2 separate regions of the Homo sapiens genome follow, and region 1 is linked to region 2. A link is an interaction called in ENCODE POLR2A ChIA-PET data of the cell type or tissue named here. Cell type or tissue: GM12878. All regions are shown on one strand. Each heading gives the region's core, and the rest is flanking DNA. Links, peaks and the distances in the headings are about the cores only. Region 1 overlaps KALRN (kalirin RhoGEF kinase). Region 2 overlaps KALRN (kalirin RhoGEF kinase).

Region 1 (16,775 bases), core at 3,340-11,339, 54 kb before region 2:
TCCTGGAGAGCGGACTGGAGAATGTTTGTCTCCAGGAAGGAAAGTGTCTCCAGCAAATGATGATGCAGGCAACCACCTTAGTTTATTAGTAAACATCTTTTCCTTCCTATAGGGCTTTAGGCTTCTCTTCTTTCTCATGAAGAATGAGAGGCTAGCAAATTAATATCTGTGTTTGGGTCCCAGCCCTATGCTTATTAACTGTGTGACCCAGGGCAAGCTATTAAGGTCTCAGAGCCTCAGTCTCCTCCTCTGTGTAATGGAGATAATTATTCCTTCCTCATGGGGCTTGCAGAGATTAAATGTATCAATGTGTGTAAAGCACATAGGGTGCATAGCATGGAGTACATGCTCAATCCCTGTTAGTGCTCACTCTGATGATCTGAAGGCTGCATCATTACTCAAAACCTGAAAAGCAATTTATCTCTCTGTGTCTTGCCACTCTCTGAGCATCCCCTCTTTGTTCCTTCTCTTTCCACCCCTCTCCTAAGAGGAAGGAAGGAGGTGCCATAGGCAGGAGGACTGGTCTGGAACAATGGTTGTCAAACTTGACTGCTCATTAGAATCCTTTGGGGAGTGTGCAAAAATACCAATGCTCAAACCTCATCCCTAGAAATTCTGATTTAATTGGCTAAATGGGAGCTTGGACATCAGTAGGTTTAAGAGTCCCTCAGATGATTCTAATGTGCAAGTAGAGTTGCAAACTCCTGCTAATCTCCATCCTTGCTACTCAAAGCATAGCTCTCAGACCAGCAGTATTGGCATCACATGGGAGCTTGTTAGAAATGCAGAATCTTAGGCCTTACCCCAGACCTATTGAGGCAGAATCTGCATTTTCAAAATCCCCAGGAGATTTGTGTGCATTAAACTTGAGAAACCCTATTCCAAAGTACTTTCTCCTTCAAATTTGGCTCAAAGTTTACCACTTCCGGGAAGTCCTCCATCATTATACTTACCAATTATTATATATCTGTTGTATAAGTATCTGTTGTTGAACAAGCTTATACTCTCATCTCTGTATCACTTGTCACCCCAGTCTGCACTAAGTATTAAATTCACTGTTTTTAAGATACTGCCTTATAAATATTCCTTTGATTGGGAGGCCCCCAGCTATCTCTCCTATCCTCTTATTTAGGAGGCAGAGACAAGCTTGTTCAACTTAGAGTGAAAGAGGTACAGAGAGATGGGACATGCAGGCCAGCAATGCTGAAGCAGAAGTATCAAGACTTACTGAAAAGATGCTTTTCAGTCTCTTCAGCTTATACATCTATAGGCTTGTTGTCACCACCTCTGTATAAACAAGCCAAAATATAGAAAGCATTTCCCTGCAGGACTTCTAGTGTTCTGGAGGGGTGCCAGGAGACTATAATAGGTCACTGTTTTTATACCAAGCCAAATTTCTTGTATTGTTTACACAGAGTGAGAATCGCCTGCATCAAGTGTCAGGTCATTGTGCTCAAATCACAGCCTATTTGACACCACACACAGGCGCTCCTGGCCCCCAGGGCACAAAAGTCTGGAATGGGAAGCTGCTGAAAGATTAAAAGCAGCTCTGTGTTTTCAACACACACACATTTAAAAGTTCATCCCCTTGCAGATGAGGACTAGAATTCTGAGGAAGGGAACAGTTTATATTTGGCTGGAATACAGACGCTTAAATCATTGATTTAATCTGATGTATTGTCATTGAAAATTCTCAGGGGAAACATATACCCTCCAGAAAATTTAGTTTAAAAACATGTTTTCCTTGATTATGAAAGTAATACATCATCCTTGAAAAAAATAAAAACATATGAAGTAAATAAAAACCATCCACTATCCAGTCACGTAGAATAAACCATCACTAACATCTTCAATCTCAGTTTTCTTCTCCATACATGCACTTTAAAAACAAATCTCAGATTATAGTGTCCATATTGTTTTATCACCTGCATTTTACTAAACAATAAATATTTTAATACTATTTTTTCTAAATATGGCTTTTCCTGGCTTCATCGTATTTGGGTTGCTTGTTTTGTTTTTTTGTTTGTTTGTTTATTTTGTTTTGTTTTTTGAGGAGTTTCGCTCTGTCACCCAGGCTGGAATGCAATAGTACGATCTCAGCTCACTGCAACCTCCGCCTCCCGGGTTCAAGTGATTCTCCTGCCTCAGCCTCTTGAGTAGCTTGGATTACAGGCACACGCCACCACGCCCGGCTAATTTTGTATTTTTAGTAGAGACAGGGTTTCACCATGTTGGCCAGGCTGGTCTTGAACTCCTGACCTCAAGTGATCCACCCTCCTCAGCCTCCCAAAGTGTTGGGATTACAGTACAGGCGTGAATCACCACGCCCAGCCAGTATTTGTGGATTAATGTCACCAACAGTCATGGCTAGCAAGGATACAACCTATATATGTGTATGTATATGCACTATATATGTATAAATATTTATGCACATGTGTATATATACTATTGTATAGGAACATGTGAGCTGTGATGAACATTCTTGTAGACATTTCTTGTTTGCAATTTTACCTGGCTTTTTACCTTCTTGTTTGTTGAGATTTCATATTAAGAATATTTTCTTAAATTAGGCTGGGCACAGTGGCTCATGCCTGTAATCCCAGCATTTTGGGAGGCTGAGGTGGGCAGATGACCTGAGGTAAGGAGTTTGAGACCAGCCAGGCCAACATGATGAAACCCTATCTCTACTAAAAACACAAAAATTAGCTAGGCATGGTGGCAGGTGCCTGTAGTCCCAGCTGCTCAGGAGGCTGAGGCAGGAGAATCACTTGAACCCAGGAGGCAGAGGTTGCAGTGAGCCGAGATCATCACTGCACTCCAGCCTGGGTAACAGAGTGAGACTCTATCTCAAAAAAAAAAAAAAGAATATTTTCTTAAATTAGTTACTAGATACAGAAATACAGTCAAATAGAAGGAATAAGTTCTAGTATTCAATAGCACAGTAGAGGAATTATAGTTAACAATCATTTATGGTATATTTCAAAAGCTAGAAGAGAACTGTAATGTTTCTAGCACAAAGAAATGATAAATGTTTGAGGTGATGGATATCCCATTTACTCTGATTTGATCGTTATATACTGTATACAGGCATCAAAATGTCACATGTACCCAAAAATATGTACAACTATGATACAGCAATAAAAAAAGAATTGCTACATCAATGGATATAAACTCTTCCTAAGGTTTTTGTTACAAATTGCAAAGCTGCCTCCACAAACAGTTGTCCCAGTTAACACAACCACCAACAGTAAATAAGACTGTCTAATGAAGGTGTGCATTTGGGACAATCTCGTGAGCCTCTTGTTCCTCCCCATACTCTAACTGGTAAGGCCATGGCGGCCAAGGAATCCTGAAATCTCAGCCCTTGAGGTGTCACATACTGTATGGTAGATAGAGAAGAGGACGTGAGAAATGTGTGGATGGCAGAAGGGGAAGGGAAAGAAGATGCTAAGAGAGAGAAATCTGGCTCACCTCAAAGATGAATTTGGAGCTGCCAAAGTTGGTCTTCTGTTTCTGCCAGAAGTTGTCGGGTTTAATGATGAGGGCCACATGGATCTCAGCTGGAAAGGCTTCCTGCAGCGTTTTGAGGAGGGGCTTGATGAGGTCCCACTTGGAGCCCCGCATGTCGATGATGACAGTGAAGCCACGTTTGCACACGTCCTCACTGTGGGGAGGTCAGAGGTCGGTATGGTCACTCTGGGTAGCTGAGACTTTGGAGTACACAGTCAAAAAGCACCCGGAAACCTGCACTCCCCTTGACCAGAATCACTCTTTCAACTTCATGCCAGGTCTCTTGGCCACCTTCAAACTCAGCTCAAACTGTACTGCCTTAGAAAACCCTTTCTACATCTGACCAATGGTCCTGGCATTCTGCCTTCTCCCAGCACTTGGCAAATAACTTGGCCTTTCTTACGCAGGTTGAGTATCCCTAATCTGAAAATCCAAAATCTGAAGTGCTCCAAAACTTGAAACTTTAAGAGGGTCAACATGATGCTCAAAGGAAATGATTGTTGCAGCATTTCGGAGTTTGGATTTTCGGATTAGAGATACTCACCCGGCAAGTAGAATGCAAACATTCCCCTCCACCGCAAAAAAAAAAAAAAAATCCAAAGTCCAAAACATTTCTGGTTCCAAGCATTTTGGATAGGAGCTACCCAACCTGTAGTCAACTGTACTTGTTGGGATGTTTACAATTTGGATATTCACAATTGTATTTGATTTTTATTTTAATGTTTGTCTCCCTTTCTTGTTCCTAAAATGAATCATGTTTTCCCCATTGAAATTCCAGTTCTCTAAAGACAGAGACCCTGTTGCCTCTTAAACCTGAGATGGAAAGTCCTTGACAGGGGTGTTGTTCTGCCCTGTGCTCACATCAGTGACAGGCACTGGTACATCTTGCCACTAAGCCCAAACTGGGCCAAAGAATACTTTTTCAAAAAAAGGCTCTATGTTGATTCTGCCAGTTGATGAGAGATGGTACACAAAGTATGAATAACATGTATTTATCACCATTGTATTTAAGATGTATTACTTGTAGTTTATTATTATTTCTTTTTACTTTTTTTTTTTTTAAAGAGTCAGGGTCTCGCTATGTGCACTGGCTGGAGTGCAGTGGCTATTCTCAGGCACAATCACAGTGCACTACAGTCTCAAAACTCCTGGCTTCAAATGATCCCCCTGCCTCAGCCTTCCAGGTAGCTGTGACTACAGGCTTGCGCCACCATGCCCAGCTTTGTGGTTTAAAATGTAAGTCAGCTTAAAAAATCAGATCGCTGAGTCATGCTGATCACTCAGAGAGAGCCAAGAGTGGAACTGACTGGAATGGAAGATGCAGACCAGTTGTTTCATGTATTTCCATTGTAAGAGTCACAGTGTGAAATGCACGTATCAGGATGTTGAGGGACGATGGGGGAGGAGTGACTCTTGAAATCAAGGCAAGATGAAGTGACAGTGACCATCTTGAAAACCAAGACATAAGCAGGCTAAATAAATCAAGATGTTGCTATATAACTTAGTAGCAAAGTTTATTTAAACATTTGAACTTTGACTATAACTCCTGAGAATAGGAAGAAAAAAAACGAAGGTCAGAATAGTTATAACATCTCAGTTTGGAAGAAAGTCTATGTTTGGGTAGTTAGGGGTCTTTCCTTCTCTTATGTTTTTAAAGCCAATCCGTTTATTTTATAATTCAAAATAGACATTGGTTACTTCACATTTTAAAATATAAATACCAGCATAGTATTTCCTTAGGGTCTTTCACTTAATTTCCCATTTCCCAGACTGCACTTGTTTAAACCACTATGTATGTTACCTGACCCACATATGTGCCTACCACATATCAGTTGCTTACAGCTGCTGGCAGTAAGGCCACAGAAGGATTCAGGTCACAAAAAGAAATAAAAACCTTTTTGGGGGGCTTTATTCTTAAATTTCAACCAGTGATGAGATTGTTACAGCCTCATTAAGAGACCACAGCTCTTGACTATGTGAGTGTCTCAAGCACAAGGCAGCTTACTTAGGCCTCCCTGGTACATAGAAAAGTCCCCAGGAGAGGCGACTCTCTCCAGCATGAGAGAAAGGATGAGTATTCTCCCCAATCCTGCATCCCAAAGGAAAGGAGTTGCCTCTTCTTCCCTGACACTTATTGAAACAATGAGTGGCCGAAGCTTTCCATAAATAATTTTGTCTATCTTCTTGTCTTAAAGCAATGTGACTTTTTCTCCAAATTACAGGATTTCTTTCCCATTATAAGAGAAACACCTGATAATTACACAAAAGTTGAAGTAGTCAAAGATCCATGCAAGAGATGCTAATGGTAGGACTTTATAACACCCAGGCCTATTTCCTTTCCACCTTTTCTGTGCGTAGAGTTTTCATATCATATACTGTTCTACTTTTCACTGTAACGTAGTTTTTTCTCATGTCTAAAATTTCTTCCAATCTGTTGCATTTAGTGATAGTCCATCTTATGCCTATACCATAACTTATTTGATCATTCTCATGATTGTTTTACAGAAAGGTATGTCAACTTACATGTCCACCAGCAGTGTATGACAGTACCACCCCCTTCCTGTATCCTCACCAGCACTGGTCATAGAATTTTTAAAATCTTTGCCCGTTTTATTAAAAAATATATTATATTATATTTAAATTTGCATTTCTTTGATTACTAGTTATTGCTTTTTGGCCTGTAAATATTTCTTCTGTGAATTACCTGATCAGCTCTTTTGTCCATCTTTCTATCAGGGATTAGTGGCTTTCTATTGGGATTTAGGAGTTTTCTCACTGAGCATCATTTAGTTTAGCTTAACTTATATTTGTTGCATGCCCAACTATGTCAGGTTCGGCAACGTTAACTGTGGGTCTTGCCTTTCCTTAGAGATGATTGTCTTCCTTATTTTCCTGCTCCTCAGACTCCATCTCTGTTGCTGTAATTATGCTGACCTGAGAATTCTTTGTCCCTAACAACAAATATTCTGTGTTGCTACCAAGAGCTGGAGGTCAACAATCCCAGCATCCAAAGCTGGTGGTCAGTAGCAGGTTATGCCCTGTTAACTAATCATTTCTGACAACTAAGAGTAGAAATTAGGTCCTAATATTCCGTAGGAGGTTCTCAATAACTCAGGAGATGGAGAAAGAGGCCCAGGAGCTGAGTGCTGTGACCTAATCTAATTGGCATCTTTCTGTGAAAACAGGCTAATCTTCCAAGGTGCTTTGTGTGTTTGGTTTCAAGTAAGGGGCATAGCTGGGAAAGGGGAAACGACTATTTCATTGTGTGCTCATTCTGTGCTGGGGCTATAGTTCAGTATTTGCCATACATCATTTCATTATATCCTAACAATAACTTCATAAACTAGGTATGGTTATCTCCATGTGACAGAAGATGAAATGGAGGCATAAAATTTGCCTAAGATCACATAACTAGTAAGTGGCTAAGCGAAAATTCAAAACCAGGACTGTTGACTTGAAAACCCAAGCTCAGGCTGGCTCACGCATATAATCCCAGCACTTTGGGAGGCTGAGGCGGGCAGATCACTTGAGGTCAGAAGTTCGAGACCAGCCTGGCCGGCGTGGTGAAACTCCATCTCTACTCAAAAATACAAAAAAAAAAAAAAGAAAACCCAAGCTCAGGTTACTATATCATACTATAACCCACCACACTGACACTATGTGTGGGTGTTTTTGTTTGGGGACAGGAGTTGGGGGTCAGAGATGAGGGGATTAAGTTAGGGGACTCAGAGGAGACGGGATAAATTAGGGCAAGGAGTCTAAGTGAATGATCTCCCTTCTGGAGTCTGTGAAAAACCACAAAGTCAGAGAAGCAAAAGAGCATGGCATATTGAGAAAGTTCAAGTGATTAACTCTGGTTCAGGCCTTTGAATGCAAGAGAGTGCAGCTCTGAGTGCCTTGGAGAGTCCCATTCTGGGCTCTGTCCCTCTTTTTGCACACCCCACCCCCTCCACCCCAGGAGCCAAGATGACTCACCCACATACAGTCTGTGCTGCACATCCCTCTTCCCCTTCTAGGCCAAGCTCCTAGTATCTGAAACCCTAATACTCTCCGCCCAAAGGACCCTTAGCCTACTTCCTGGGCCCATGGGTATCTCTTTCCAGGGTCCAATTCCCAAGGGCAAGTAACACCACCATTATGTGTACCCCTAAGCCTGAGGGGTGGCAAAGGGCTGCTATTTGCAAGGATGTGGCTAGAATATAAATGTGTGAGCTGGGGTGTTCACTTGAATGCATGAGGTCCCCCTGCCATGTAGGGCTGAGCTAGGGAGTGGAGAGAGAAGGCAGGCAGAGCATGAGTGGAGGCTGGTCTACTGTGCTGCCACATTTGGGCCTGGGAGCTCAAAGGAGTCCAACAAATCTAAATTTAAATTTGGCCTCCTAGGTTGCTGTGAAGATATATTTGTCAAGGTAGAAGGACAGAACATGTTTTATTTAACAGTTTGTTAGCTTGCTACATTAATTTCACATATTCAGACAAAGGGTATGTGAGCTTCCATTTGTACTCTTGCCCTAGGCACCACAATGTTAGAATCAGGCCTTGCAAGAGACGAGACTGGAGTGGATGCAGGCTTCAAATCAGAATGCACCTCATATGGCAAGGCAGGAGCAGTGGATTTGTCCTAAAGGCACTGAAGGGTAAGATTCAGAGAAGGAACATGATCAGGTGATTCAGACAGATTACCCTCCAACTGTGCAGAAGGAGGGTAAACTGGGGTCAGCCCAAAGGAGTGTGTAAGAGTAGAAGAAGGGTCTTTGCTAAAATGACTCTTCAAGGAAGTCTTCCATGGACAACCCTATTTAAACCTGTAACTGTCACCCGGCACTCTTTATACCCCTTCTCTTTATTTTTCTCCTTAGCACTTATTACCATCTGGATAATATGTTTTACTTATTTACTGTCCATCTTCCCTCACTGGAAAGTAACCTCAGTAAGGGCAGGAAGTTTTTATTCATTTCACTGTTGAATGTTCAGTGCCTACTACAGTGCCTGGTGCAAACAAGGAAGGGGAGGCAGCAGCTAAGGGTATGAAAACTAGAACCAGCTTCCTAGGCCTGAATACTGGCCCCATCATTTACTTACTGTGGAACCCCTCTGTGCCTCAGTTCCCACAATGTAAAATGTGAATAATAATTACAGGGTTGTCTTAAAGCCTAATAGACATAAATCACTTAGGATGGTGCCATACACAGACTGTTCTGTGTAAGTCTAAGCTGCCATAGGAGATGTCACTGGTGTCCACCCAGGGTCCCTTTACTAACCACTATGCCTTTTCTCCAGTTCCAAGAGTTTTGGAGCTATCAGCTGATGCCTGTAACCATCTCTGAATACTTGCTTTAGCTGATGCCTACGCTTCTCCAAGAGAAACCTGGGCAGTTATACTCCCACACCAGGGCTAGCAAGTGCCTGTCTGGTACAGGTATGTCAGAGCCTAGCTCCTTTACCTCATTGCAGAGTAACTCTGAAGTGTGATGCATTTTCACCGCCTCCCCAGTCTCCCCAGAAGGCTCCAGCTAGACTTCACCTGAAGTCTTCACCTATCCTTAGTTGGTTTTTCCCCTTTCCTAACTCTGCTTCTTTCAGTCTCTTACAAGTTTTTCCTGAATAGCAGACCCTTAATAAATCATTTGTATCCAAATCCCTGTCATATTAAACACAGTCTAAGACAGTTATTTTTATTACAGTGTTATGAATAATAATGTAAATATAAATTGTATACAGTTGGCCCTCCATATCTGTGGGTTCCACATCCATGTACTCAACCATCCTTGATGGAAAATACGTACAGCCACCTCTCTGAATCAGCAGGTCTCAAACTTTGGTTGGTTGAATCTGCCAATGTGAAACCAGCAGATTTAGAGGGCCAATTGTATATTTCATACATATATGAAATTCTGAAGGCAATTTGATATATGGTCTGGAAGTTAAAAGAGAAATCTGGTGTGGAAATTTTTATTCAGGAGTCACACAGTGCCTGGCACATAGTAGGTGTTCAAGAACATTTGCTGAATGAATAGATCCCCGAATGGGTGGTAGCTGATGTGCACACAAGTGGGTGAGATCCCCCAGCAAAATCCAGGAAGAGGAAAAGAACCATCTTCTGAGTCAAGAATAGAATTGACAGGAATATCAGTGTTTAAGAGGTGGGAGAAGGAAGTAGATGACCCTGAGGAAAAAATGAAGAGGTTAGAGAGAACCAGGAGAGGAATGACGTCAAAGAAATAAGGGAGGAGAGGATTGCAAGGAGGAACCACAGTGTCAAATGCTGCAGAGAGACTGGTCATTCACTAAGAGCAGAACTATTGTACTTAGCAACCAAGAGGCCACGGTCTCTTGAGTCAGGGAAATTTCAGTGGGGTGCTGGGGCCAGAATAAATGCTGGAGCAAGGAAGCAGTCTTCCTGGTTAATCTCTGTAATGATTAGCAGGAAGTGCCACAGACATCAGAGGCTGCTTGTGGTGCACTTCCACCCCCTGGCTCTGTCTCCCCAACCCCAGCAGTGGCCAGAGTCTGCATGGTGCTCTCTGGCCAACCAACTCCCGCAGCTGCTCCCCAGCCTGCCCTCTTCCCCAAGGCTGTTCTCTCATTCACTGTGCTCAAATGACAGCAGTTTGAGCAGACCCGTTTACAGTGGAACATAACTAACAGGTAGCCTGCTTTTTTTCCTTTAGGTGATTTACCTTTTAAAAGATATTTATTAGCCCAAATCAAACTTTCAAGGGCAGAAGTTTGCATTGTGTATGGTGAGGACGGGGGCATAGGAGGGTGAAGTTTGGAGCAGCAGACTTTTATATCCTTATTTTTTATTTAAAAATATTTTTCAAAGCAGACTTTTAAATCCCCTCAGGAGGGGAAAGAACAGTGGGTGACCCCCTTCCTGTTCCCACACCTGCTACTTGAGAGGGAGAAGGCAGCCACTGCCCTGTCTCCCCTGTGCTCACCCTGCCCTATAGTTTCCCATCTGGGCCATGGGTCCCCTGAGGCCCCCTTGGCCAGGTTCTCACCCTTTGTGATAAATTACAATCCCTTCAAACTGAGCTGTGTTCTGTTTCATAGACTCTCCAGGGCTCTTGGGCCCAGAAGTCATAAATGTATACCAAATGACTGGATGATTGATCAGCTGTTTCTTGTACCATTTCCTCTTTTGTTCATTAAATGCCACTGGGGCCGTTTTCACTTAGTAAGCCTGTGCTATCTCAGAAAAGCACTTTCACCACTTTATGCCAATGCTTCTCAAACTTTAGTGACTTTCTTTATCACCTAGAACACTTGTTTAAAAATGCTGATTTGGGGGAAGCCTTCCAGATATTCTGATGAATGTTGGTCTGGGATAAAGCTCAGGATTCTCCCCATAGTGATCCAAGGACAACAGTTAAGCACTCTTAGGTGTGGTTTTTGAGAGTTTAATGATAAAAACTCACTTTGTCTAAATCAGATATTACAATATGCATTTAATAAATAGTAGGTAACACACAAATAGATAGAGTAACAATGAAATAAGTCAGAACAACATCTGCAAGGTGAACAACAACTACACCATACAGAAGCCTGTTGAAAATGTTAGTTTCTCTCTCCATGGCCTCAGGGTCTCTCCAGTGGAGTCATTTATTGCAAGAATAGGCTTGGAAGGATTTCTGCCATTGGAGTAAATGTCTGGTTCTTTTTGCAAAGACTGAGCTCCTCCTCTTGGCCTAATGAGGATTTCCCTAAAGAGCTTGGCAGTTTCCCTCCCCAGTATTGCTGCATGTGCTCAGACACCTACTGAAGATTTGCTTTCCCTGGCTCCCCTCTCTAAGTTGCCATGAAATCACTGCGAGGTTTCTGCTTCTTGTCGTACACCTGACCTGGCAGCCACATCTCAAACTTCTGGGCAAGGCCTGGGTGTCTCTCTAGGTGCATGTTAGGTCCTGCCCACACCTGATGCCCACAGAGTCATCTCCTGACCCACTGGGCTGGCTCCAGGTCTGATAGATCCAGGTGTAGAGGGCTTCTGTGGGTGGGTGGGTGTGTGAGGAATGAATGAATAGGCGTGTCACAACTGATCGTTTTCACTAATGGTAGCCTAGCAGAGATCACAATTTAGCAGCCCACTATTGAAGACAATCCCCCAAAGTGGTTTTATTAGGCACAGTTGTTGTTGTCTGTAAAGTTTTTATGTCTTTGGAGAAGGCTTAAAAACCACTCTTCAAGCCACTCCCCGCTCATTTACAAACTTACACAACCAGTTTGTTGGCCTTTGGATTTGCCTTCTCTGTCTTAGTTGCTACTATTATCCCAGCTCTGTTTCACACTTTAGGAGACTCAATTACCTCCACTTCAGGGGCAGGGGGCAATTAGGGTACCAGTGCCTCAAGCCACAGGTCTCTCTGGACCCAGACAGCAGGGCTGAGCACCTGTCAATGACAACCCCAGGCCAAGCTTTGTCCTACATTACAGTTTGGCCTTAGGGAGACAAATGCCACTTTCTCCCATCTTGACTTCCAATCTCTTCTTCCTGAACTTCTTTCCAGGTTCCTGTCTGAGCAAATCCCAGAGTGTCTCTCTGGATTCTCCCCTGGCCACATGAGTGAACCACCTTGCATACCGCCCATTATCATCTGACCACAGGGTTAAATTCAAATGCTACCTTCTATTCTTTCCTGATCTTTCTTCTACATTATTGCCTGATCATCCTCTGTCAGAGCAATCTCCTCCTCGCTAAAACAGACAACACATTATCCATGCCTCTCTTAATGCATTTATTAGTTTCAATTTTATATTCAGTTTGCCCTCTCATGCCTCTATGCCTTTGTGCTTGCCCACGCCAACCCCATCTTTGCCTGGGTAATTTTTACTCACATTTTTACATTCACAAGCCTCACAAGCCTCTTCTTCCAAGAAGTCTTCTCTTACAGATACATTCCCTCCCCACCCTGCTCCATCTGCACTGGGATAAGGGGCTCTTCCTATGCATTGCCATGACCCTGTGCTTTCCCACGTGGCAACTGTCATGGCTATTGTGGGGTATCTACAGCCAGGCTCTGGTTGACCAATTTCTAGAGCCTTACAGAGATTCATACGGCTTCAAAAGGAGAACCTCATTATGAAGGTGCTTCACAAATAATACAGTGTCACATAAATGCACCATATTATCTATTAGTTCATTAATTTATTCATGCAACATACATTTATTGAGCATTTACTTTGTGGCTGGCCCAGTACCAGGCACCAGGTATATATAAATGTGGACAAGACAGAAACATGAAAGTTTCATTCTAGAAGGAGAGGTGGACACAAGACAATGCTAGATAAAGAGAATAAATGCAAGTTATGATAAGTCTTAAGAACTTCTTAGGACAGCCCACATGAGGAGCAAAGACTGAAACTATAAGAAATAATTTGTTAGGGGAACACTAAAAAAATACTAGAGGCCGGGCACGGTGGCTCATGCCTGTAATCCCAGCACTTGGTGAGGCTGAGGCGGGCAGATCACTTGAGGTCAGGAGTTCAAGACCAGCCTGGCCAACATGGTGAAACCTGTCTCTACTAAAAATACAAAATTAGCTGGGTGTGGTGGCAGGAGACTGTAATCCCAGCTACTCAAGAGGCTGAGGCAGGAGAATTGCTTGAACCCGGGAGGCGGAGGTTGCAGTGAGCTGAGATCGCACCATTGCACTCCAGCCTGGGTAACAAGAGCAAAACTCTGTCTCAAAAAAAAAATATATATATATACTTCAGACAGAGGGAACAGCCTGTGCAAAGGCCCTGAGGAGTCAAACAGCCTGGATGCTGGCTGCTCCTCCACTGCAGCCAGGGGAGGAAGCAGAAATCATGAACTTTGGTAAGGAAGCAGGAGACCAGCAGCTACATCTTGGCTAGCCCTCTAAATCGTGAGGACCTCAAATCTTCCAGCTGAATAGACATATACAATGAGAGCCAAACTACTGAAATTTGGGGCAACTTTTTTTGGTAAAAATGAGACATATTCACATATTAGTGGTAAAAGCTAACTTACCGAACACATGAGGCTCTGTATTAACATTTATATACATTATCTTATGAATTCCTCAGATGAAACTCATAAGTAGCTGCTATTTATTATCCTGCCCTACCGTTAAGAAAACTGAGGCTCAGAGAAGTTGCTTACAGTCACAAGGAAAGGGTAAAATCAGGATTTGAATCTTGTTTTGTTTGACTCCAGTATTTGTGCATAAAACTACAATTTTTTTTTTTTTTTTTTTTTTTTTTTTGCTTCATAGATGCATAGAACACTTGATCTTGAAGAAACATTCATGCTTCTTCTTGCTAGCTCCTCCTGTTAGAACTGAGGGTAGAAAGTTTCAGAGGTGGGAAGTGACTTGCTCTAGGTCACACAGTCTGCTGGATATCTTAGCCATTTGGGCCAGGCATCTAGTTGTCAACTGCCTTACTCCAGGTCTTTTATAAAACCATGAGAACTCTGGAAGTGACAGGAAGAAAAATCCTCCCTTGAAGAAGCAAACATCAAATAATCTGGCTTGGAGGCCCAGGGTATCCTGTGTGAGTACTAAAACCCCTAACTCAGGAATAAGGACCATCCTCCTCATGGTTTCCACTGTGCTCTGGCAGCAGAGAAATGGCCTGACCCTGTTTGCCCCCACTCATGTGATGCCACCTGAGATCTACCCCATTTCTATGAATGTCTGGCAGATTCCCACTTAAAACAGCTGCTGGAATAAAGATCACATTGATCCATTCTGATGGCAGGTGGGGAAGCAGAGACCCATAACAAGCACCACTCCAGCAGACCAGTCAGGGGGATGAAGATTTCTGCTTACCTCCTTAGTGTGTGCTGCTGGGGGCTGGTTCCTTTGGCCTGGGTGTGTGTTTCAGGGTATCAGCAGTGTGAAGATGTCAGAATCCTAGTGTGAGGACCAGGAATCCCTAGTGCTTGGGCTGTGATGGAGCACAATTAACCTTCAAATAAGACCTATTCACTAGGATGTCCAGGGAAGGTGACAAACTGAACACGGGTAGAGAGCTAGCCTGGTCACTGAGGAGTGGCTGACAGAGAAGAAGGACAAGGCAAGCTAAGAGTTCCTCATTTAATGAGGGTGGCACTGGCCCTGCCATAGCACAGCTTTGGTCCTACAGGGCTGACAGTGCAGGATGACTTGGAGGAATGATCGGGAGGAGTCTTATCCATGATGCCTGGGCAGCCTTTAGTACCTGCAGACCGTTCACCATAGGCAGACAGAAACCAGAAAAGGGAGGAAGAAAAAGTAGCCCCAAGTAAGTATCCACTTCACACTTTCTCCCAGAACTGTGCTGCACCCATGTCTACCCTAAATCATTACATAAACTGAGTTCTTCCAAATTTGAGGAGAAAGAAAGGTTCCTGGAGTTCTGTAGAGAAAACAATTCTCCTGACCCATTTGTGCCAGAATTCTCAAGCCATTCAGACATGTGGAGAGTCTCTGGCTGTGGGATCTAGACTTTGTTCAAACTTTTGCCCATTACTTGATCTATGTTAAGCTGCTTTCTGCTCCTCAGGGCTATTCTAACTGCCTCTGTACTTCTGCTGATTGCCCCAAGCCACACCCACTTTCTGAAACACCAGAGATCAGCAGGTGTTAAAGAAAAGTGTTAAAGACACATTATCACCTGCTTTAAGTTCTCTAATTGGTATAATCAGAAGTAGTAAAGAGAATATTGGATGAGACAGTGTCTTACAGAGAATGAGCCGCTCTCTAGGAATGGGTTTTGAATGAATGTTTGCTCCCACAGACAGTTCTCAAACTGGTCCTTTAAAATGGGGAGGCCTCCTGGATGGCTGGGTATCCAGAAGGCAGGAGAGAGGTGGTGGGGCTCCCTGTGCTGCTCATGCGCTCTCTCCGCTGGGTCATGGGTGACTGTTCTCCACCAGCTGTCTTTCTGTCAAGCTGTAATCCAGCTGCCAAAAGACCTCCTCAGAATCTACGTTAATTCATCCAGAGGTTTTTGTTGTTGTTTGTACTGGAAGTCACCCTCTGGCCTCTTACCCAGGTTATTATTCCAAAGAGTTAGTGTCTTTTCTACCCATTTAACAACACATCTTTTGCCTCTGCACATCTGATTTGTGATGCCAGGGCTAGTGGGGGCAGTGGGGTGGTGCAAAGGTAGTATCTTATCCTAAATCTAAGTTTCAAGTCCTCCTCTATAAAGTGGTTTGACTCAGTATCTGTGCATAAAACTGCCATGCTATCTTGCCTCATAGATGCGTAGAACACTTGATCTTGAGGAAACATTCATGCTTCTTCTTGCTAGCTCCTCCTGTTAGAACTGAGGGTAGCAAGTTTCAGAGGCGGGAAGTGACTTGCTTTAGGTCACACAGTCGGCTGGATATCTTAGCCGTTTGGACCAGGCATCTAACTGTCAACTGCCTTATTCCAGGTCTATAAAGTGAGGAGATTCTGACTAATTGGTCTGGGGTTGGACTCGATCATTTTTAAAAGTTCCCCCTGGTGATTCTAATGTGCAGCCATGGTTAAGTACCACTGAAGGCAAAGTTGTAGAGATTTGTTTGCCTATTTCTAGGTCTAGGAACTACTCCTTGTCAGTTCCTCACCCTCAAGTGTGCCAGAAGCAAACCCAACTCTTGCCCATCAGAGTCCCAGGGAAACCCTAACTGCAGACCAAATGAGGAAGGTTGATAGTTTCCACCTTTTTAAAGTCTGCTACCTAATTCTACACAAATAATACTATTAAAAAACAAAACAAAACAAAAACAAAAAGACCTCTCATTGCAAACACCTGGAACAGGGATGTGGTGGTTTCTCTTTTTCTCTTCCAGGCAGAGTGTGGTAAAGTATTCAATAGCACAGACTCAGGTCCCAGGGTCACACCCAACATTCCCAGGTATAGCCATAAAGTGACAGGTCCAGAGGCCTAAAATCACTCAGCGGGATCTCTGCATCCAAATCCCAACTTGTCTTCAATGCTGCCTTTAAACAAAATATTCTACAAATCAAGTCCTCTCAAAAAGAACAAAGACAGTGGCTCACGCCTGTAATCCCAGCACTTTGGAAGGCTGCAACAGGCGACTTGCTTGAGCTCAGGGGTTCGAGACCAGCCTGGGCAAGATGTTGGAACCACGTCTCTACAAAAAAATACCAAAAGTAGCTGGGCAAGGTGGCGCATGCCTGTAGTCCCAGCTACTAGGGAGGCTGAGGTGGGAGGATAGCTTGAGCCCAGAAGGTGGAGGTGGCAGTAAGCCAAATTGCACTACTGCACTCCAGTCTGGGCAACAGAGCCAGACCCTGTCTCAA
Region 2 (16,775 bases), core at 5,365-13,364:
GAAGCAGGCCTATAAACCCTGCCTCAAAATGTATGTGATGGGGGAAAGCCATGAACCTCATGAAACTGTACACAAACCATTGCATATCTGTCCATATGTGTCCATTTTTCTGAGAGACAATCTTTAAGTCCAGTTGTCAACAGATTTTCAACGGGATCTATGACACCCTAAATCGTTGAGAACCAATAGCCTAGGGCAGTCATAGTGAGAGTCTACAAGTTATCTTGGGTTCAAACCACTAGATCCTATTTTCTAGGCTCTGCCTCCCTCACAGCACACTTTATGACACTCACGGTTTAGCTGAAACCCAATACCATGGTTGGGCTGGCAGAGAAAAAAATGAAATGATTTGATTCCTTAGCTGAGATAAATGGAAACTGTGGCAGATGGTAGAAGGTGAAGGCTGTCTGAAAGATCCTGTGCTGTAAGAATAAGCTTTATTAGAGGTGGTTCTCTCTCATTATGGAGCTACTAAGAGCTGGAAGAACTGAGGTTAGTTGAACACAAAATGAGTTTTGTAGACACCAAGGCAGTACATTTCCAGTAAGCCTTCCAAACTTATGACACCCCCGCCATTGGAGGGATGACAACTTGACCCCAGGCCCTTCCTCGATTCATGACACTGTGTCAAGGTTAGAGCCAGCAGAAAGGGTCTGCAAACATGTTTAACAAGATCTGCTGGAGCCTGGATAATGGCAGGATAAGGTTTCTGGAGTGTTCCTAGTGAGGCTGGCACCATAGGACACACCTGGCCATTACTTGCTCATCATGCTGTCTTCTACTTAAGACAGCAAGCTCTCCCAGGACAAGCATGTCTTGAGGGGAAGGTCACAGCCCTGAGTCAAGCACAGACTTTGGACAGAAGTCTGACTCCCAGCTCCAGTATTTATTAGCTGTGTGCCCTTAGACAGCTTAATCTCTCTGGGTCTCTGTTCCTTCATATGAGATAAGAATACCTACACTTCATAGGCTGTTGTAATGATTAAGGGAGGAAAATTGAAAAACCAGACACCTAGCTGATACTAAGTAAACATAATGCTCACTCTTCTCTGTTCATCTTGATATCTCTTTCATGGGGCCTGACACCTGGTAGATGTTCAATAATAAGTACTGAATATATGAATGAGTGAGCAAGTGAATGAGTAAGTGAACGGAGTAAACTCAGAAAACGGCAGCTAAAAAAATGCCTCCCCAGCTTCCCACTGCATACCAGTAAGCTACACTGCTCACACCCATCTGTGTGGGTCCTCTGAATTTTTATTGTTTCCCTCTGCTACCCAATCTGGGCTATTCGGCGAGTACTACAACTACTCCTGCTCCCCTACCCAGGTGCCCCAGATGTAAAAGAAAGCCTCCTGTTCCCAAAGGAAGACCAGCTGCCCAGCTGATTGTGCATTTGTCCCTCCTCCTGTGGCCAGGGGGCTATGGTCAGGGGCATCTCCATGACCATAGCTGCCAGCAGCTGCCAGCAGTTGGCAGGCCTTGTTCCTTCTTTTCCCAACTCCTCTTCCCCCTGCCCTTATGAGACTGGGTTCTACATAAAGATCTACAGGTCAAGGTGGCATTTCTGAGAAGCATGCCTACTGAAAACACATCCTGATAGCGAGGCCACCATCTGAGATGAAGAAGCCACCACATCTACCTAGTAGGCAGCCTTCAGAGCCCTGTGGAGAGAGGTCTGGGGAGAGTAAGTGACCTGTGAGTCTTTTTCTTAGTTGGCCTTGAGTTGTCAGGCTGTAGTAAGTAGGGGGAGTTCACAGAGAAACAAAAGCTAGAGAGGTTATGTTACCCTTAACACACAGAGCTAGGTGTGAAGGCACAGGAAAGTGGTGAATACAAATCCAAGTGAGTTGGATCCTAAAATCTGCTTGCTACATGTAGAATAAATGTCCCCAGGTTGCTTAGATTCTCAGTTCCATGCTCTCTGAAACGATTTTCTCACCAACTCCCCAGCACTCATAATCCTCTCCCAGTAATCTTAGCAGAAGACCTCTAGGAGGCTGGGATATCTGGTCCCCTGCTCTTTCAGCTCCCTGGAAAAGAGGAGTCCTTGCCATGACTAGGGAGCCATGAGATTGTCTTGTCCATGGATAAATGTGCATGTGAACTCAGAACATAGCCTATATGCTAAGATTAGAATAATTTTAAGTTAGGGAGTAAAGAGATTTATGATAGCTTTATATATTTCAAAAAATCAGAAACAACCTCAAATGTTCAACCTCAGGGATGTGGTTAAATAAACCATATCTACTCAATGCATTCATTAAATATGCATTAAATATTATACAAGTATAATGCCTTGGGAAATTTTCCGGTATATTGTTAAGTGTGAAAAAGATTATAAAATAGTTATGTACAACCATGTCTCAATTGTGCATACAGTGTCTGTGTTTGTGTGTGTATAAAAACCATATATATATACATATATATATGTACACAGCAGTTATCTCTGAAAAGTTGGATTACAGATTTTGTTAATGTTTAACTTTTTTTCTATGTCAGATTTTTCTTATTTATTCTTGAAATAATTGGAAAAGAGCAAATTCCCTCTTTTGTATATTGATCCTTCATATATAGAATATCTGTAAAATATTCATACACTTAAAAAGTTTAATAATTAGGTTGTGGTTATGATAACAAGTCAAATAGCATTTTAAGAGCAACCTTATTTAAAGTTCAGGACAACTGTGTTACACAGCTGTTCACTCTGCAATGTGATCCTGTGGCAAATAAGAAATGGCTACCACTCATCACAGATGAAATTGTCTTATGACTAAAAGAACTGAAGTCCAAATGAGCTGTAAAAGAAAACTCCATTTTTCATTAGGGATAATTTTCCATGTATGCAAATAGGGTTTATCCCTTTGAAATGCAAGATATAAAAGAAGATTCAAATAAAATAAAATTCAAATAAAATCACATGTTTTTGGATTAAAAAGCTAAACATTATAGTGGATATCTGTTGAATGAATCTCTTAGTACCCCCTATGTGCCAAAGGGATTTTCAACTAGATTTTTACCTATAAAAACAAATAGATAAAAATAATTAAACTTTTTTTAAAAAAGATAAATAATGGGTTGGGCTTGCCCTACCAGATATGAAAGTATATTTTTTAAACTCAAATTATTAAAAGGTGGAGCAGACACAAGAATTAACATACAATCAATGGAGCCTGAAACATAGCCCTAATACAGATCTGGCATATTTTAAAATCTAATGGATGATAAGGAAATAATCTAAAACAATGGAGGAAAGATAAAGTAGTCAATAAATGGCACTGGAAAAACTGAATATTTGGAAAAGAAAAATCCAGTTAATCCTGACAACTTCATACCATACACCAAAATAAAATAAATTTTAGAGAGATTAGAGCCCAAACCTTTAAAATGACATTTTTTTAAAAACCTTAAGAGAAAACATGCATGGTCATTTAACTGATCCCTGAATAAGAAAGAGCTCTCAAGGCACAAAAGCATTTAAAGAAATCAGAAAAATATTGATGGTTTTGTTTCTGTAGAATTTAAACTATATGTCAGATTATAAACAAAATTTAAAAGGCAAATGACAAGCTAGGAAACGTGTATCAAATACGATAGAGAAAAAATTACTGCTCCCTATTTGAAAAATGCGCAAAGAATATAAATATACATTTCAAAAAGGAGGGAAAATGGATAATAAACATAAGAAAAAGCAGTCCACTTAATTAGTAATAAAGAAAATGCAAACTAAACAATGAGATGTTTTAAAAATCCATTAAATTTGCAAAGATTTTGAGAAGGCAATAATCATCAATGCTAGCAAGGTTCAGCATTAATTACCTCTTCCTGCCTATAACCCCATTAGTGCAAGTAAAATTGCTTCAACCTTTTCAGAAAGCAATTTGGTAATACGAATAATAATAATAATACAGTGATCTAGTGATATCCCTTCTGCATGTCTATGTGAAGGAACTAAGGAAAAAGGAGGACAGATATTTGCAAACAAGGGGTTTCATGCAATACTTTTTAATGTGGCCCCAAATTGCAAATATCCTAAGTATCCAACAGAAAGGGGATAGTTAAGATAAACTTGAAATAGGTATAAATTAAATACAAATCAGCCATTACAATTTGTATTTCTGAGTAATTTTTAATTTCATGGAAGAATGCTCGCAACATGTAAAGTAGAAATTAGGATACTAATGATACACACACTATATAGGTTAGGCTAAATCATATCAGATTGCTGAGACTCAACTTTTTTTTTTTTAACCTTCTGAAATAGTGATTTGATGTGATCCCAAATATGGACATAATGTATTTCTGGGGTGTGAGATTATGGGGATATTTCATTTTTTTTTTACACTTTTCTATAGTTTTCAAACTTTCTACAACAAATATGTATTAAAATCAATGTTGTAAAAGTATATAAAGACCATGTGAAAAAAATATCCCAAACTTAAAACTGTATGAATCCACTTCTCTGGTTTCTCTTTTCTAGATTTTTATAATCCTCTGCCGCTTTGGTCTCTTAAATGCCCATGCCTTGCCTCATTTTTGTCTGTTATTCTATTTATTTGCATGTTCTGAATTTGCTGTTTGAGGTTAATCCCCAGAATAAGAAAGAGAACTCTAGAAAGGCTCTGACCTCAGCTGTCAATCCCTCTTCCTCCAGGAAGCCTTCCCAAAAAGGCACAAGAGTCATGCAGTTTCTATCCCCAGAGATGGCCCTATGCTTTTCAGTCAATAGAGGTACCACAGAAGGGGAAGCAAGTAGCCTCCTCTCCACTTGTGTTGCCACCACTCCTCTAAAATCGAGAGGCAGAAGAGAGCCCCGAGAAGCACTGGGAAAGGACATGTCACCAAGAGGTATGAGTCCTCATCATGCAGCGATGAAGACTCCAACAAACATCCAACTAGAATATAAAGCACAATGAGACACTAGGCTGGGGTAACTGGGATTACTTCTCACCAGTGTGCTGTTGGAGGGAGGCTGCTGCTGCCCTCTCCTAAGCCCATGGGCCTGTACCTTTTACCTGTGAGCCCACCATAGGGCCACTGAATTCACTGATACAATTAATGTGTAGAGCTAATAAGATCCCCAATGAACATTCTGTTTCTTTTCTACAGGCTATGGACATATTTCTGTATTTGTTCACATATTGTACTATAAAATGATTCATATTACTATTTCAATTTTGAGTCATTTTTCTTATAGCAATAAAGTTATCTCTTGCTTTAAAATGCCCTAATCAACATCTGGAAGGTTCATCAATGTCCACCTCAAAAAAGTGTAACTTAGCATCACTATTCCTTAGTTTTTCCATCTGCAAAATGTAAGTAACATCTCATAAGGCTATTATGAGAATTAGCTGAGACTATGTGTGTGCCTTGTGACTGGTAGATGTCCAGTAAGTGCTAGGTGATGGAGTGAATGAATCAATGAAGTGTCTGAACTGTGTGATTGATTTGCCACTGGGCTCAGCTGTACAAACCTGGGAACAGCCAAACTGCAGAAACCATTCACAATTCAAGACACAATTATCCACATGCTGTCAGCTCCTGAAATTGTAGACATAATAACTTAGAGGAAATGTGCTGCCTCCAGAGAGCATGCTTTGCAAATTCAGACTACAGCAAAGGTGAGAACATTATAGTTCCCACAGGAAAAAAAATTATTCCCTTCAACTCTAAAATTTTAGAATTCTGCGTTTGTGCAAATGGAAGCAGTAGTCAAAATCTATTAATTTCCAGCTTTGTGGCTGTAGGATTAAAATCTTTCCATCAAAATCTATATGTAAATTTGGAAGCATTCACCATCCAACTGGGGCCCAGGCATCTACAGAGCAACTGAGTCATGGTTGTGGGATTGTTCCATGCCAATAACATTGCTGATGGGGGAAAGAACACTGGACTAGGAATCCGAAGACCTCAGTTCCCTTTGTGTTTTTTTCTTCTTTCTCCCCTTTCTGGCCTCCATTTTCAAAACCAGTAAAATAAACGAGCCAGATAAGATGACGGCTGAGGTTGTCACTTCCCCAGCTGTTCCATTGCCTAAATCTGCTTTGCTGTAGAAGAGATAATGGCCTGCAAAAAGTTGAAGAAAGGAGCATCCCAGAGGAGAAATGAGAACCTTAGGGATAAGAACCATGCTGGGGAAATACCATATTTAGTGAATTGCAAAATGTATCATTAGTTTATGTGCCATTAAAAAAGAAAAAACTGCTGCCAATTAAACTATTACACACCATAAGCTATAAGATGCATCCTGATTTCAGAGATGGCAAAATGTAGAAGGAAAAAGAGCATCTTAGAATCAATAAATATGGGAACTAGTATTTACTGAGTATTTGTTATATTCTAGGCACTGAGCTAAGTGCTTTATACATATTATTTCATTTAACTCTAAAACAACCCTGTGAAATAAATGCAAGTATAGGAAAGACTAGCATTTTATAGAGGAAAAACTGAGATACAGAGAGCGTTTACATAATCTGCTTAAGGTCATTTAACTAGTACAGAGAAGAGGTAAGATTTGAACCTACAACTCTTTCACTCCAAACTCCATCTTCTTAACCCTTTACTCTCTGAAGAAACACTGGAGCATCTGATACCAAATGAAAATGAGTTATTTCATGGTGGTAAGACTGAAACATTAAAACTGTCAGAACATATTAAAGGAACTTATTAGGATGAAATACTTTGAACTAAAGGGAACCCTGGAGATGATGTAATACAAGCATATACTTTATAGACAAGGAAACTGAAGCCCAGAGGGATGATGTGATTTGCCCAAGGTGGCATAGCCAGTTAGTGCAAAAGTTAAGATTCTAGAATTTTGCTAGGTCATGAGATCAAGTTTGCAAGTCTAGAATTTTCAGATTCTATTCATTCCTTTCTTTTCAAGTTCTAGGCATTTTCCTATCTCTACCCTATAATTTCTTAGTGGTTTCTCTAAAACCACATAGGCAAATTCCTTTAGCATTTCAGGATACAGTTCCTTCAGGCCTGAGATGCAGAGCTACTCTCAGAGAGGTCAGGGTGGGTGGACACAACAGTTAGACATGGATTTTTTTTTTTTTTTTTTTTTTTTTGAGACAGAGTGAGTCTTGCTCTGTTGCCCAGGCTAGAGTGCAGTGGCGAGATCTCGGCTTCAAGCAATTCTCATGCCTCAGCCTCCCCAGTCCCACTAGCTGGGATCATAGGCACACACCACCACCACCCAGCTGATTTTTTGTATTTTTAATAGAGATGGGGTTTTGCCATGTTGCCCAGGCTGGTCTCTAACTCCTGAGCTCAGACAATCTGCCCACCTTGGCCTCCCAAAGTGCTGGGATTACAGGTGTGAGCCACTGCACCTGGCCCAGACATGAGTTCTAATCTCTCTAGTTCTGAGAACCCAGCATGCTTAATTTCTCAGTTCCTTGTGGACTCATAAGTAAAATAAGGCTAATAACACCAAACTCATAGAGAGACAATGTACATAAAGTCCCTATAAATAATCAATTGCAGCTATTATAGCCATGACTGTTGAAGGAGTTTAGGGCTTTTACTATCCCCTTATTTTTCTTAACTATTGGTTATGATGATGATGATGATGATTATTATTATTATTATTATTGAGACAGAGTCTCACTCTGTCACCCAGGCTGGAGTGCACTGATGTGATCATGGCTCACTGCAGCCTTGATCTCCTGGTCTCAAGCAATCCTCCCACATCAACCTCCCGAGTAGCTGGTACTACAGGCATGTACCACCACACCCAACTAATTTTTTAAATTTTTTATAGAGATGGGACCTCCCTATGTTGCCCAGATTGGTTTTGAATTCCTGCATTCAAGTGATCATCCTGCTACAGCCTCCCAAAGTGCTTAGATTACATGCATGAGCCACTGTACCTGGCTGGCTCTTGGTTCTATATGAATTAATCTATTTTGCATTTTCTAATCTGAAGTGCATTTTCTTGGCTGGAGACAGTGGAAGCAGGAGAACAGGGCTTCTTCATCTCCCTCTGTAACAGACCATCTTCCCCAAGCAGAGAGCTAAAACCCTGCTCTATCACAACTGTTCACAAGCTCACTTTAATTGCTAGGTTTAGTTGAGCTATCTGCCCTTCCTTTAACTTTGTTATATACAAAAAAGTATATACAAGCTCTTTAAAAATCAAGATTCTTGAAGAAGTCCCTTTCCTTTCATAATTCATCCTGCTTGTCTTAAAGGGAAGGCCAATCTCTTTCCAAGGCATGGGCAGCCCTCCAGACTTACAGCATTTGAAGCTCAAGGTCAAAGCAATTTATGTTCAACCTTCCAGCCATTAGAGGCTGAGTGCCAGTACAGGAAAAGCCCCTTCCTACCATTTTAGGGACCTTTGTGCTTCTAGTTACATATGTGCGTGTTAGAAGACAATGTGTAATAATAACGCTGCAGGCTGCCAGGAGAAAGCGCAGGTCCTCAAGCGGTGAGGTGGAAAGTACCAAAGAAGCTGCATGGCCAGGATGTGGGCTGACTTAGTAGTTCTACTTTCCATTTTAAGGACACTGAACTGGGGGGGAAAGCGTGTACCCAGTCTCACTGTTAACAATGTCTGTGGAAAGCCCAGCTGGTAAAGCCAGCAGGCAGACCAAGTTACCCCTGCCCCACTGGTGATCACTTACCTCACAGAACACAATCAAGCATCACATGAGCCCACTTTTCAGCTCCTGCCTTCCCAAGGCCTGCTTACTGTTGTTTTGTTCTTGCTGCTTTCGTGGGACTTTGTGGTAGATGCTTGCTACCATTTATTAAGGGTTACTTCCTAAGTGCAGGCTCCTAAGTGCTTTGCATATCTATATTGCTTAATTCTCTCAATTACCCTAAGGGGTACATATTGTTTCCCACATTTTATGGATGAAAAACTGAGGATCAGAGAAAGCAAATAATGCACCCAAGGTCATAGAGCTAGGAAAGGATAAAGTCAGGATTTGAATATGGGTCTATCCTATTCCAAAGCCTGTGCATGAAGCCTCATACATATAGATCTGTCTCATCTAGCTCCCAAGTCACCCTGGATAGGACATATCCAGAACTTCAATCTCTTTAGGGTTAGGACATAGCCATGTTTGGTGCAGCCTCAAACACGCTGTTTGATGTGCCTGGGATGAATCCCCAGCCCCCGAGTTTCGGGACAGTTACAAGACAGAGAGTTACAGGACAGAGGTTTCTACCTCAGTTTCCTGCTGAGCCCTATAATTAGCAACTTACAGCTAGCACTGTGCTCTGAAACCCCACCTGTCTATTTAGGGCCTTGCCCATCCCTTGCCATACCCCTTTCCTGGCAGGGGAAGGAGGGAAGGATGTCTATGTGCCGCTAGTCACTGCCTGGGGGCCTGCCAGGAATGGAGTGATGGCCCAGTAATGTGGAACCACAGACTAGCCTGATCCCGAATGTCTCCCCCAACTTGCAAACTCTGGTGACTCTCCCTTGCAGGACTCCTCACCTTGGATGATGATGCTGACCTGAGGGAAACTTCTTGTTTGTTGTGATGTTCCAGTGGATCCCATGTATTTCACTGCTGCTGCTTGCCTCTTCCAGCTAGCCCAATAGTCCCTTCACTCTCAGCCAGACATTCTACCAACCCCTTGGAAAGTGCCAACGCCAATGTTCTGAGGTGGGAAATCAGTCTTCTTCATGTAGGCAAGTGACAAAAACAATCCACAGAAGACTGTCTGAGGCATTTTAGACAATAATAAGTGACTAAATGGAAATGAAGAGTCCCATGAAATTCCCCATCCCATTGACTGTTAATGATGTGGTAATTATAAACACAACAGCAAATATTATTACCAATTTCAAGTGTTGACTAAAACCAGCTGGTACACTCAGCAAAGCACTCTAGTCCTGGAAAGTCCTGGAAACTCATGTAATGCTATAAGTCTAACTTAGATGAAATCTTAGTCTAACTGTGGGAATGAAGCTGTATTTCTCAACATGCAACACTACCCAGAAAACCCTATGCAATAAGCACAAGAAGTCGTCTCTGGTGACCTGGACTGACCTATATCCATAGTGGTGACTATTTCCACCAATCCATATAAGGTTGGTACAGAGATTGGCCAGATGCTTACCAAGCTCATTCTCTCTTCTGAAGCACACGACTGTTACATTTCCCAACCGCCCTTGCAGTTAGGAACAGTTGTATGACTGAGCTCTGGTCAATGGAAGGTGAGCAGAAGTATCATATGCCACTTCCAGGACTGGCTCATAAAATCATCCCACATGTATGTCCTCCACATTCTCTCTTCTCATCTATCCTCGGATGGCTGGGTGCAAAGTGTTCAGTGGAGGACTCTGAGGCCCTATGAGCAAAGCTACTGAATAGAAAGGGTAAGTCCTGGGTTGTCATCAACCAGGAACATCTGTAGGAGACTATGACAAGAGCAAGAAATAATCTTCTATTACGTGATCTCTGATACTTACTGGTTATTACAGCCATCAACCTATGCTGACCAATAAGCAGGGAACACTCTCTTATTAATATCAGGGTGGCAAACTGTGGAGACTGAAGAAATTGCTTTCTATCTCTACCTCAAAATCTTATGTCAGGTGTTAATGTATTTTATAAAGAATACACATGGTTTCTTTAAAAGCAACAAGAATATGTCAGTGATCTAGGTACAAAAACGGCAGGAGAACTCAAAGAGAAACAGAATAATGAGCACAGGGGAGGGGAAAACTTGGAAGAATTTAGATACCAGCTGCCAGGGATTTGACAGGTCCTCCATTCTTCTCCCTAAGAGTTCCTCCACTCTCACACCTCTTACAAACACACGTGAAAGTATCAGGTAAATTTTAGAGAGCGATATGAACATAAGGTACTATACTGTTATTGTTCTGATTCCCAAATCTAAATATTTGACCTTGTTTTTCAACCAGTTGCATCTCCAACCTCCAGTAGGTGTTTCCATTAAATGGTACCCAAAGTTCAAAACTCTCCCGCTATCTTCTACTCTGTGTCTCTAGCATTTCAGGGAGGGGAAGAATCATTTGCTTCATACCATATGCCAGGCCCATTATAGTAACTGCCTCATTAAATCCTCTCATATTATTTCATGAGATAGATATTATTGTCTGCATTTCATAGATGTGAAAACTGAGGCTCATAGAAGTCAAATGATTTGCCCAAGGTCACACGACTGTCAAGTAGGAGCTGCGAGAGCGATTTTCATTTGTGTAAAATATCACACCTGATTGGAGTGCTCCCTAAAACAGTTATCTACACCTGGTGGTGTGCTAGAGCCTGCTTGTTCTGGTTTCTGAGAACTAATTGTAATTTTCAGAATTTTTGCCAGCTCGTTGTTAAACAGGTTGGTAGCTTGAAATCTGCTATGATAGGAGTATTTACACAATAGAAATCAGCAAATGTTACAAACACCACAACCAGGGCTTTTATTCTTCCCTGGAAACATTGCCAGCACGTCACTGACTATGCCTTCCTATTTGGACCAGTATGGCAAGGCAACACTATGTCCTGACGCTGTTTTGTTGGAATTTCAGGACCAATAATAAGGAAATAATTCCTGGATTGCAGACTTTGCAAACAAAAACTTGAAACAGTAAAAGCAAATGTTACAAAGACACAAGGGAATGAGGAAGAAGTATGTCTCCCTTAACACAGCTCAACCTTCTGACAGTTCCATGAGGAGTTCTCCTAATAAGCTGATAAGAAATAATTTGGAAAGAAAATACTAGTTTTAGGTGGGGAGGCAGTTAAATTCTGGAGCAGTGCGGAGGACAGCTTTGGAAAGAAAGACCTTAGAGATTTAGTTTTTAAACTAAGAGATGGGGGAGGCATCACAGGTCCCTTGAGGTAAATTCTAAAACAGGGATTATTTTAAAAAAAGAAAAACGTGCAGTTAGCACATTAATGCAGCAGCACAGATAATCCAAAGCTGAAGATAAAATCACATGATGAATTCCAAAGCCAAAGATAAATGACTGGAATTTTTTTCTTTGATCTACACAACATTTAACTTCTTGAATCAAAGTGCATCTTAATTAGATGAGTATGCACCAATCCAATATCTGGAGAAAGGAGCATAGAAGCTTATGGAGTGGTTACAGGCAGTAAGCCTGCATTCATTTCTTTTTCTTTTAAAGTAAACACTCCACATGTGGAGAATAATCCCCATGTGAAAAATAAAGAAATTAGTGTTTTAATTTGTAGCCCACAGCAGTTTGTTCCTAAACCTGGCTGATCATCCCATTTGGTTTAGAAGATTTTTAAAAGTAGAAAATTTGGTATCTACATTTATATTTAGATTCAATGAGTCTAAAGAATTGTGTTTGCCAGAGCTGAACAGACTCATAAAAGCATAATGAACAGACTCATAAAAGCATAAGAGCAAAACAATAATTGTGGCAATTAAAGGGTCCTATGAAGAAACCTATGTAAGGTTGACTGGCCAGAGAACAGAAAAATACTTAGAACAGAGATCTACAGGGGATTCCCATTTTTGAAGAGGTTGCAATTACAGTGGCCCTTCAGTATACACAGAAGTTTGGTTCCAGGACCTCCGCGTATACCAAAACCCAAGAATACATACTCATGTCCTGCAGTTGAGGACCCTATGGAACTCACATATTTGAAAAGACAGCCCTCCATATACAAGAGCTTCACATCCTGCAAATATTGTATTTTCAATTTGCATTTGGTTGAAAAAATCCATGTATAAGTGGACCCACGCAATTCAAACCCGTGTTGCTCACATAGATCTAGCAGGACTCTGAGTGTAAGGTAGAAAGGCTAATTGCCATTTGTTAGCTACCTTTGGAGGGCAATTACTTAATGTCTCTGAGTCTCAGAATCCTCAACTGTAAAATGGGAAGACTCCTGAATTGGTAGGTTACTGGAAGACAGAAAGCACCTATCACAATTCCTGGCATAGAGGAGGTCAGTGTTAGTTATTGCCCTATTATTATTATTTTTCTTTATCACTCGGCTTTGGGAACATTATTCCAAGCAATACGTATAAAGCCATGGAAGCTGCTGCCTGGGTCCCTCCAACCTCTCTCTTCCAGCAGCAGCCCATGGCAGGCTCCAGCAGTCCCCTGAGGACAATAGAAGATGCTAATCACAGCACCAGTAGTCAGAAAACAAGATATCAGCTTTAGCCTGGCTCTGCCCTCAACTCACTACATGACCTGAAACCCAGCCTCCTGGTTCCCTTGGTCTTAATTTCCATCCCCACCAAATGGGCACAATCAAATAGAACCTGTCTTGGTCAGAAGTGCTAATGAAGAGCCCAGGAGAATGGGTTAATGAGAAGGCTGACTCTCAGCTCAGGGATAACGAGCCAGACTATCACTGTCCCTGGGAGCTTTCCCTCCCTGGTCAGGGAGAATGTTGGCACCCCAAACTGCTGCACTGAGTTTCAGCTAATTGGAAGCTTGATGACCGATGACACCAGGTTTCTGGGAAACAAATGATCTCTCTATCCTCAAAGTTCTGCAGTGAGGAGGAAGGAGGAGTGGGAACTTCCCCAGAGTACTGCAACCAAGGTTCCTGGGGGCAGCACATAAAACATTAATGGAACTTGAGCAACCACCAGAACTGTCAGGGAGGAAAGGAAACAAGAAAGCTGCGAGTGGAGAGTGCTGACGGCCCAGCCTGCCAGCTGGCACGACACACTGCAAATGAGATGCAGACAGCCAGAAGGGCAGCAGGATAGCCTCAGAGGACCACAGCAGCATTGAGAGCTCCAGAGACTCTAGAAGATTCTCAGGAATTAAGGGAATCACATTTTGTACTCTCCAGAGGGGAAGAGGTGTGTCTTGAAGAAAAGGTGATGAAGCAAAAGTATGGTGGAAGGGCCCCCATTGTATCTGTTGTAAGAAATAATCACAGAAGGGACAAGCAAATACCACAAATGGAGCAGGCAGGCTGGAAGGGTGGATAGAGAGCCCCACAGAAGGTGAAGGAAAAGAGACCAGGAGGAGGAGGAGGAGGGAGGGTTCAAAGAAAATTAGGTTACCCGACTTCTCATTAAAAAACTAGGGTAGGCTGCACGGTGGCTCAAACCTGTAATCCCAGCACTTTGGGAGGCCTAGCCAGGCAGATCACTTGAGCCCATGAGTTTGAGACCAGCCTGGGCAATGTGGTGAAACACCCATTTCTACAAAGAATACAAAAATTAGCTGGGCATGGTGGCACGCACCTATAGTCCCAGCTACTTGGGAGGGTGAGGTGGGAAAATCGCTTGAGCCTGGGAGGTTGAGGCTGCAGTGACCTGTGATCGCACCACTGCAATCCAGCCTTGGTGACACAGTGAGACCCAGTCTCAAAAAAACAAAACAAACAAAAAAACTAAAGTGAAGTGGCTGCCACTTCTCTACACAAAGAGGGAACTTTCCAGATCTTCATGCTGATGTTTTTCCTAATGTAAAATTTCCAAATCACTTCCATGTAGATGAAACATGCCAAGCACATAAAATTTCATACTTGCAACCTGAGCTAGCTCTGAAGCTGCTGTGCTTTCCCCTGCAAGTGAAGGGAGGTAGGAGACAGGAAGAAGTGGGACTGATTAGATGTGACAAGAAGTGCTTCCCACTCCGCCCCAGCATCTGGCCCAGCCTGGCCCCATCACAGGGCTCCAGCTGGCCCCAGACTGCTGAGTGCATGAGCCTCGTTTTCAGCAGCTGCTGGTCAGGGCTCCAAGGGCCAAACCTAGCTAGAGACATAGATGTGGCCCAAGTAAAAGCCACTTCTCCCCCAAGACAGGAACCACTCCCTTAGCTGCATTTATAGACTTAATTTATAAGTCCTCAAAAGTTAAACATTCTCAAAAAGCAAACACTCCCAGGTCTATCACTTGTTTATGCTCAGTGTCCTCCATTAGATTAGGAGCACCCAGGGGGAGGTCTACACATCTGCCTTCCCACAAGGAGCTCTAGGAGGATGGAGATCACATCCATCAACCTGTACAGACCACAGCATAGCCACCATACACCAAGACTTTATAAATGTTTTTTGACGAGAACAGCATTTTAAATCCTTTTTTTTTCCAAAGGATTCTATTTCAGGAAGGGAAAATTTCTGAATACTAGTGATGTTTTCTTATTTCCTAAAAAAGAAAACACACACAAAGCTCCAGTCCTCCAGGGGAAGTGCCAAGACACTGGAGTGACCAGGAGCTAAGCCAGATGGAGTCAAGGACAGCCATTGTTCCTCCTGCAAGGAAGGGATGGCCTGCACCATGCAGCATCTCCACCAGCTTCTGAGCCCAAGTTCAGCCGGGACTTCCCAGACTTCAGAATCCTACATTAGGATTTGGCAGAGAGTCACGGAAAGCTCTACCATAATGGCTTAAACAAGTAAGGTGCTTATTTGTCTTAAGTAAGAGGTTGGACCTGGCATTCCAGAGCTGCCTCAATGGTGGCTGTTGTCTTATACGTGGCCTTTGTCTCTTGGTCACAAGATGGCTGCAGAATCTCCTGGCATCATATCCCCATTCTAGGGAGGAAGGAGGGTGAAAAGCAAATAGCTTTTTCTTTGGATGGCTTTACCTTTATTTAGGAAGAGAAGATCACCCATTGGCTTGTGCCTGTATATCAATAGTCAAAATTGTGTCACATCTTCCTTAGTGCCAAGGGAAGCTGGGAAGTTAAGTATTTCACTCTCTATCCTTGATAATAAAGGAAGGAAAGAGGTTTTTGGAATAGATATTAAGTACACTAACCTGCATTATCTATGCCATACATACGGATTCACAAATCAAAAGGACACTTACACCACCCTCCCAAGAGGGATGGTGTAGGGTGGCTCTTAATTTCTGCTCTCTCAATGTGAAAAGCTGTGAAAAAAATATACCCCAGACTTAGAAAAGCCTCTCAGGCTCCCAGATGTAACCCCTCCCATGTAACATGCTGAGTCACTTTTGCATGCATTCTCTCATGCATTGTTCACCACAATTCTCTAAGGCATGAACTACAGAATGAAAGTTTCTGTCCCCCTGCCCCAAATTTATATGTTGAAATTCTAAGTACGACGTGATGGTATTTAAAGATAGGCCTTTGGGAGATAATTAGGTCCTAAGGGCAAAGCCCTCATGAATGGGACTAGTGTTCTTTAAAAAAGACCCCAGAGAGCCCATTTGCCCCTGCTGCCATGACACACAGAAGGCATTATTCATGAGGAACATGCCCTCGCCAGACACTGAATCTGCAGGCACCTTGATCCTGGATTTCCCAGCCTTCAGAACTATGAGAAATAAAGGTTTGTTGTTTGTAAGCCACCCAGTTTATGGTATTTTGTTATAACAGCCCAAATGAACTAAGACAGCAGAGACGATTTATTCCACATTTATAAGTTGAGGGAGAGGCTCAGAAAGAAGTTACTTACCAAATATTCCACGGCTTACTAGTGGTAGCACCAGGTTAGGAACCCAGTTTTCTACTGTCAACCCAGTACTTTTTTCATTACACCACTGACCATCTTCTCACACTGCATACCTGAGTTTTGCAGCCACTGCTGCAGCCACCCACCTTCCTGTTTATGATGCTAGTTTCCCATTTCAAAATTTAGACATATGCAGAAGAGGATCGGTCATGGGGAATCTGGCAAATACCAGAGAAGGTTGAAAAACCTTTTCAGGAACCTCTTACTCTTGCCAAAAGAACATGCATCTTGGTAGGATGCTCTATCAAAACTCACCCACAAGAGGTACTAAAAAACCAAATCCAATAATAGATGATGCCTTCCAGTGGCCATCTTGTCTATCTTGCCTCACTCCACCCACCTCAAACAGCTGAAACAGATCTT

Evidence for each region. Peaks named below come from ENCODE experiments on the same cell type or tissue, not always from the same donor. Only the 100,000 strongest peaks of a DNase experiment are listed, where the experiment ranks them.
Region 1: POLR2A ChIA-PET joins it to region 2 with 6 read pairs; 1 of 35 experiments calls an interaction of 5 or more read pairs at or near these places.

Annotation. Positions count from the first base shown.
Region 1 is chr3:124,251,387-124,268,161 of GRCh38, reverse strand. KALRN (kalirin RhoGEF kinase) reads right to left here. Exons shown (of 60, transcript NM_001388419.1): 4 at 3,472-3,664. Among named protein-coding and RNA genes, the nearest start is that of MIR6083, 110 kb to the left of the region's middle. RefSeq lists an enhancer at 1,200-1,723 and a silencer at 10,608-10,667. In GM12878, for the core only: no CTCF peak of the experiment used is centred there; DNase peaks (open chromatin) are centred at 7,417 and 10,602.
Region 2 is chr3:124,199,791-124,216,565 of GRCh38, reverse strand. The region is part of intron 1 of KALRN (kalirin RhoGEF kinase); the gene reads right to left. Among named protein-coding and RNA genes, the nearest start is that of MIR5002, 75 kb to the right of the region's middle. RefSeq lists an enhancer at 8,624-8,673. In GM12878, for the core only: no CTCF peak of the experiment used is centred there; a DNase peak (open chromatin) is centred at 8,485; H3K27ac peaks cover 1,843 bases.